2 separate regions of the Homo sapiens genome follow, and region 2 is linked to region 1. The links are chromatin contacts, found by POLR2A ChIA-PET in ENCODE. All regions are on one chromosome and are shown on one strand. Each heading gives the region's core, a stretch centred on a gene start or an enhancer-like site at or near the end of the contact. The rest is flanking DNA. Distances are from core to core; before and after follow the strand shown. Region 1 holds the start of HAUS4 (HAUS augmin like complex subunit 4). Region 2 holds the start of SLC7A8 (solute carrier family 7 member 8).

Region 1 (3,587 bases), core at 247-2,746:
AAATAACTCAGCTATCAAATTCCATAATAGTTTTTTTGTGCTTCTTTTTTTGTCTAAGATCTGTTGGTAGTTTTTTTTTTTTTTATCATTAACTCTAGAATCATCCTTCAGGAATGACAAATCATTCCACACTTGAACAACTGGTTTTCACATAACAGCCTAAGAAAAGAGCACCTGGAGGAAACAGCGTGACAAGAAGACTGACAGTGAGGTCAGTGGCAAAAGAGTAATGCAAAGGTGTAATGTGGCTACAACGAGAACGTGAGCTGTGGGTGTTTTGCCAGAACATGGAGTGCGCTGAAAGGAATGACACCAACACAGGGGCAGTAAAGATGGGCACAGTTTGACCTCAGGAGACAAAAATTTTCCCTTGACATTACTTTTCATGTTTTTGCTCTGCCCCTCCTCTCTGCAAGGTATCAAACTCCAAAGGGCAACTGAGCCTCCCAAAGCTGAACAGGCATTGAAGGTTATTATGATTTAACGCTTCATGTTTATAGAACATTTGGTTTACTCGATCGTTTTATGAGTAACATCAAAGTAACTACTCATTTGTTTTCTAACATGGTCTAGAGGGGGACGCAGCTGAGGAGGCAGAATGCTGGGACTTAATTTGCAGCTCGGCCGGCCGTTGCTTCTGAGAACTTAAGGAAAATGCTTTTTTCTGTGCCAAACTTTTCCCACCTGCAAAACTGAGATAACGATTCCTGCCTTGGATGAGACATTAAGAATTAATAACACAATCGACTTGTCAACAAAAGCCACTACTTAGTTAAGTTCAGTGTTTTAACAATTCTGTTTATCGTTGATCTATGACTGCAAATAAAAAGTTTTGCAGGCAAATTTCGCACTTGGAAATGAAGACCAACCCAAATTCCAAAAAGCTAGCTGTTCGTCCCCCCCTAGGGTAAGTGTCCCCTTGCGTTTTTTAGGGTGCCTTTCTTTACCCTTCTTAAAGGTTACAGGGCGTGAACGGCAATCAGGCTCGATTCTCCACCCTCTGCACTCAGACGTGTTAAAACGCTGCTACAGGGACCCAAGCATTTAAATGTTCTGACTCAGGCGTCTTTTAAATTCTTAGAGCTGTCTTTACACGCTGCACTGAACGTTAAATTGATTTTACAGGTTATTTTCACAAGATATGACCCTTACAGGGCCCGAGATGAATCAAAATGCAGAACGGGCTCTCCGGCGCCTACTTCCCTTCTGTCTGGGCGGCCAAGGATTCCCAAGAGCGACGACGGTCTCCGGCCACTGGCCGGAATGACTCTCCCAGAGCTCCTCTTCCCCGAAGCTCCGCCCGCCGACCCTCTAAAGCAAACCTGCACACCCTGGGGCAGCTGAAGCTCTCAAGGCGGTGCCGAGAACCTCGGCTGGGGCGGGCTGGCCAGCAGCGTCTACACCCCAGAACCCGCCCGCGCCGGGGCTCCGGAACCTCTCGTTCGGGCCGGGCGCAGGGGCTGGGGGAAGCGAGGCCCGGAAAGACCAAGCTGAAAGGCCCGGGAAGGGGAAGGAGCCGAAAGTGCACTAGAGGCCGCGACGAAGGAGGTGGAGGCGGGGCCACACTCGAGGCGGGAACGGCAGGCCCCGCCCCTCGACGGGTGCGCGCTGGGTTCCCAACGCCCTGGGTTCGCATGCTCGGGTGGTGGAACCCGGACTGGGAAACAGGATGGTCTCGGAAAGGCTTTTTTGCCCCTTCTCATTAGTGCCTCCCCAGTGAAGGGCAGATGCTGAGAAAATGGTGGTAATTGCTAACATTTATTGAGGGCCTACGATGAGTCAGGCACTACGCCAAGCATTTTGCTTGCCTTGCCTCGTTTTTTTTTTGAGACGGAGTCTCGCTCTGTCGCCCAGGCTGGGGTGCAGTGGCGCAATATCGGCTCGCTGCAAGCTCCGCCTCCCGGGTTCAAGCAATTCTCTGCCTCAGCCTCACGAGTAGCTGGGATTACAGGTGCCCGCCACCACGCCCGGCTAATTGTTGTATTTTTAGTAGAGACGGGGTTTCACCGTGTTAGCCAGGATGATCTGGATCTCCTGACCTCGTGATCCACCCGCCTCGGCCTCCCAAAGTGCTGGGATTACAGGCGTGAGCTACCGCCCTCGGCCAGGCCTCGTTTAGTTCTTAAAGCGTCCTGTGAGAAAGTCACCATTATACTCATTTTACAGAGGGGGAGAACTGAGGCACAAAGGGTTAAGTTCGAGGTCGCCATTTGGGGGGTCTAAACCTGTCCCAATAGCTCTCGGAAGGAACCTTCCCAGACCTGCCACCCAAGCCGCGTCCTGCGAGTCTCCTCACTAAGGCCTGGCTCTGAGGCGCTGCCGCCCAGCCCAGCCCAGCCCAGCCCAGCCCATGCCGGGCACCATACAGTGCTTCCTCAGGGTCACCTTCCTCTCGAATTCCCACCACAGACTCCCTATTAGCGCGCATTCCTCATTCGCCTGTTTTGTTTGTTTGTTTGTTTGTTTTCTTGGGGGTACGGAGTTTCGCACTTGTTGCCCAGGCTGGAGCGCAGTGGCACGATCTCGGCTCACCGCAACCTCCACCTCCCAGGTTCAAGCGATTCTCCTGCCCTAGCCTCCTGAGTAGCTGGGATTACCCGCACGAGCCACCACGCCTGGCTAATTTTTATATTTTTAGTAGAGACAGAGTTTCACAATATTGGCCAGGATGGTCTCGCACTCCTGACCTCAAGCAATCTGCCCGGCCAAATATCTTTCACCTGTCTTAATCTTTTTTTTTTTTTTTTTCCAGACGGAGTCTTGCTCTGTTGCCAGGCTGGAGTGCAGTGGCGCGATCTCTGCAACCTTCACCTCCCGGGTTCAAGCGATTCTCCTGCCTCAGCCTCCTGAGTAGCTGGGACTACAGGCGGGCGCCACCACGCCCAGGTAATTTTTTTTGTATTTTTAGTAGAGACGGGGTTTCACCACGTTGGCCAGGATGGTCTCAGTCTCCTGACCTCGTGATCCGCCCGCCTCGGCCTCCCAAAGTGCTGGGATTACAGGCATGAGCCACCGCGCCCGGCCCACCTGTCTTAACCTTAAACCCAACCCTCACTCCCACCCACACCTTCGGTGAATTATTTCAAAAATATAAATTTAAAAAAATAAAGAGCTGGGCATGGTGGCTCACGCCTGTAATCCCAGCACTTTGGGAGGCTGAGGCGGGCGGATCACGTGAAGTCAGGAGTTTGAGACCAGGCTGGCCAACCTGGTGAGACCCCCGTCTCTACTAAAAATACAAAAAATTAGCTCCAGAGGCTGAGGCAGGAGAATCGCTTGAACCCAGGAGGCGGAGGTTGCAGTGACCTGAGATCGTGCCACTGCACTCCAGCCTGGGCAACAGAGTGAGACTCGGTCTCGAAAAAAATTAAAAATAAATAAAAATTAAAAATAAAGAAAATGTTTAGGCGGGGTGCAGTGGCTCATGCCTGACCCAGCACTTTGGGAGGCCGAGGCAGGAGGATCACTTGAGCCCAGGAGTTCGAGACCAGCCTGGGCCACATGGCGAGACGATCCCCATCTCTACAAAAAAAAAATACAAAAAGAAAATATGCAATACTAAGTAAACTGTGCCAAGTATATCACAT
Region 2 (3,860 bases), core at 548-3,047, 230 kb after region 1:
GATGTGCTGTCTAGAGACGAAGCTGTATTTGGGACTCCTGCCCTGCAAAGTACATTCAGGGGGTTTGAGTGGCCTGCACTGGCACTCTTGGGGCCACCCAGGTTCCCCACCTTCAGCACCTCCCAGCTAGGACACATATTTTACCCATCAGTTCCTCCTCAACTCCATATTCTACACATTCTAGTTACTCCTGATTCCCTCTGAGAGCTTCACCGGGTCCTCCGTGGCTGTTAAGAAACAGGTGGACCCCACCAGGCAACTGGAGAAACTGCAAACTCTCCACTTACCGAGAGGCACAATCTGTCCCCTCTTTTCTTCCATAACTTCCCCATCTGTGAAATGGGAATAACAGCCCTGTCACAGCTACTTCACACAGTAAAAGTGCTGCATAAGGTGGAAAACGCTAAAATAAAAAGGCAGGGCATTGCTCTTGCTATTTTTAATACCTATCCCATAGTTTCATTTAACATAAAACTGCAAAATAGCTACCAAATATACCTTAAAAGCCCATCCCCAGCCTGGGAATAATAGCTGCATACAAACTTGTTCAGGTCCCTCAGTCCCTCCTTAAACCTATTGAACTAGAACCTCCAAGTGTCGAGACCAGGACCTGTATTTTTAAGGAGTTCCCAGGCAATGCTAATCATCAGCCGGGTTTCTGACCACGATTTGCTCCATTCTATGAACACTGGGCAGAATCTTTGCCTGGTTTGGAGGAAGAGATGTATGATGTATTTCCTATGCCTCTCAAACTTGACCAGTGGAGGTGAGTTACAGCTCAGGTGACTGACAATCCTTTTCTAAGGAATAGGAAGAACAATAATGCTTTCGAAGGGTTAAGATCTCACAGGAGGACCACCAGAGGGGAGAGGAGGGGTCCGCGGGAAGGAATGGAACTCACCTACGATGATACCACAGGCACTGACCAATCCGATCTCTTTCTTCAGGGCTACTCCGCCCCCTCCGGAACCAGCCTCGGGGCTGGCGTCCGACTCGCCCCCACCTGGGTGTTTCTTTTCGGTGTTGTTTCGGTGCCTGGCTCCTTCTTCCATCCTTCTCAGTAGGATTGCAACCTCAAAAGCTGCCTCCCTTTCTAAATGCGTATTCGTGTAAATATATTGGGAGAGAGCTTTGAATTAGAACGTCCTTTTCCGAAATAGGAACCACTGCTACTCTCTAAAAAAGGCAAGCAGATAAAAGAGAACACGAAAAATATTCCTACTCCGCATTCACACTTTCTGGTCACTCGCGTTTACAAACAAGAAAAGTGTTGCTAAAAAAAAAAAAAAAAAAAAAGGCCAGGGGAGACATACATTTAAATATAAAAATAGAACTGTGCCAGCGACTCCGGCTGGAATTCTGCTGAAAGGGATGTGTCTTCAGAAACCAGGATGGTTCTGCTCTGTGCACCAGGCAGTGGCTTATTCAGAAAGTGAGCCTGGATTTCCCTTCACCTCTCCCCCTAATAAAACAGGAGACTGCCTTTACCTCCCCTTAGTTTTTTCTTTTATGATGAAGACAAAAGTAGTTTTCATTAACGGTAGGAAAAAAGAGCAATCCTCAGGTACTTTCTTCTCTTCTAGAAAAACAAACTGTGAACCTGACGGTGTTGCTCTAGATCTGGTTTCCACCTGCTTTGGGTTTCTTTTCCCTTCCCCGTCTTCTGCTTCCGCCTTTCCCAGGTGTCCTCTTCTTTCTCGCTGGTCTTCGTGCCCTTGTTTTCCTCTTTTCGATCCCCGTTCTACTGCACAGCCGGCCCCATCCCTCTGGTTTCGGGAGAGTGGCTTCTCCACACACTAACGTGCTTCTCTTTAGCGAGGGGTTTTATTCGCCCGCCGAGGCTCCGCCCCTGCCTCCTCTGCTCCCCTCCATCCTCAGTCCCGTCTCCTCCCTCCTCTGCAATTTAAGTATTAGCACAAAGCCCCCAAACAGCACTGAGAAAATGGACTAAGTTATTTCTTTTTGCAATCGTCTCTCGCTTTCTCCATCTTTCTCCTTGCAACCAAGTGGAAGTAAACTCCTTCCACGTCAACTGTTCCGGGAGAGCTCATTAGCTAGTATAATGTTACAGGTCATACAGCATCTGTGAGCTTTATAAATCAGGGAACAGTTGTGCCGATACTTTTAATGCCATCAGAAATAAACTAGCCAATGTATTAAAAAATATTTAGGACTGGATCCTGTATTTGAGAATACAGGAGAGAACGTTGAAAGGACATCATCTTCGAGTTTCCTAAAAATAGGGGGAATCGACGGGTGGGGGAGGGAAATGGAAGGAATTAACAATGGGAAAAAGGTTCTTTTAGCGTAATTGTGAGCTACGAAGAGTACAGAGGAAACAAAATCGCCAGGCGCGGTGGCTCACGCCTGTAATCCCAGCGCTTTGGGAGGCTGACAGGGGAGGATCACGTGAGCCCAGGAGTCTGAGACCAGCCTGTGCAACAGAGCGAGACCCCGTCTACTAAAAATTTTAAAATTAGCCGGGTGCAGTGGTGCAGGCCTGTAGTCTTAGCTACTCAGGAGGCTGAGGCTGGAGGATTGCTTGAGCTCAGGAGGTCAAGGCTGCAGTGAGCTATGATGACGCCACTGCACTCCAGCCTGGGAGGTAGAGCAAGACCCTGTCTCAAAAACAAAACAAAACAAAAAGCCAGAAAAACCACATGCACATACAAAAAGATAAAAAACAAAATCACCAGGTAGCCTTGTTGTTCACAGCTCTTATTTAGGACTGGCTGAAACATGAAAAAAAATGACTCAAACCCTGATCCTGCAACTTCTAATATTTTTGCATTTATAAACTATTTGAAAAGCACACATGGGGAATTATCAGTATATCGCTGATCATGAAACATACTTGTTGATGTTAGAATAACTAGCTTATTACCATATCGAAATGATGCCTCCACTTTCTTGAAGAATTTCACTCAGAAACTGCTGCCTTAAGGTGAGAGCAACAATGTCTATTTATAATTGTAAATTATTTCGAAAAAACAGCATGAAGCAATATAGTGGACAACACTATAAGTCTAAAATAAAGTTATTTTTAGCCTTATTAAATATATTATGCAAAATTATTTAATTTTAAAGTGGGCCTAAAAAATTAAGTTCCCCCAAACTGACCCCTAACTACAAAAATTTGGCCTCACTTTCTGGAAAATGTTCCAAAAGATTTTGGGTTTTAAGGAAAATAAATACTTAATTCCTTAAAATGAGGTTTGTTGAGCTATCATAGCAAAAGCTTTTTCAAATGGGGTAAAGTCCAATCAGCAGTCATCTGCCCCCTTGATCACTCAGCAAGTATTAAGAGGTTTCAAAGGTTGGGAGGAACTTCCTCTCCTCCTTTTGCTAGTTCAAGACACAGCAAATTGAAAGACTCAGCAAAAAAAAAACAACAAACAACAACAAAAAAAACCAGACAAGGCAGGGAATATATAGCACGAAACTCCATGGGAGGGAATGAGTCATGGGAAATGAAAAAATGTCGAATTTGCCTCTAGCCTTTCCTGACAACCTTAGAAAGCACTGAGGAAAAATTTGATAGATTCATTTGTATACATTCAGATTTGAAGACTTCTGCTCCGATTTCAACATCACCATATAAAACAAATAATGTTTCTGCTTCTTAAACGTGAGTTCTTTCAGTAATATTTGGTAGTTCTAATTTATATGATGCAGACTTAATGTGGGATAAAACATGAATGTGATGAATTTGAGGTCTCTTGCTAAAACCAGTGCAAACTGATAACGATATGGTAAGCTTTAGCCCTCTCAAATTATGAACTAAGAAGCTAAGGGGGTTATGGGATCAAATACGTTCTTGGAATACAGCGGTACTAGGTGCACACGTTGGAAAGGAAGAG

What was found. ChIA-PET counts read pairs that join two places held with the same protein, here RNA polymerase II (POLR2A).
Region 2: POLR2A ChIA-PET joins it to region 1 with 10 read pairs in OCI-LY7. The contact joins the promoter of SLC7A8 here to the promoter of HAUS4 in region 1. POLR2A ChIA-PET finds 5 or more read pairs at or near these places in 2 of 52 experiments (OCI-LY7 and naive thymus-derived CD8-positive, alpha-beta T cell).

What each region holds. Positions count from the first base shown.
Region 1 is chr14:22,955,594-22,959,180 of GRCh38, forward strand. It overlaps HAUS4 (HAUS augmin like complex subunit 4), which reads right to left and starts at 1,497. Exons shown (of 10, transcript NM_001166269.2): 1 at 1,323-1,497. MIR4707 (microRNA 4707) reads right to left here and starts at 1,436; the gene lies at 1,357-1,436. RefSeq lists enhancers at 1,189-1,318, 1,701-2,280, 2,281-2,859 and a silencer at 2,659-3,019.
Region 2 is chr14:23,181,863-23,185,722 of GRCh38, forward strand. SLC7A8 (solute carrier family 7 member 8) reads right to left here and starts at 1,798. Exons shown (of 11, transcript NM_012244.4): 1 at 902-1,798. The coding sequence starts at 1,052. It also overlaps a transcript of RNF212B not described here.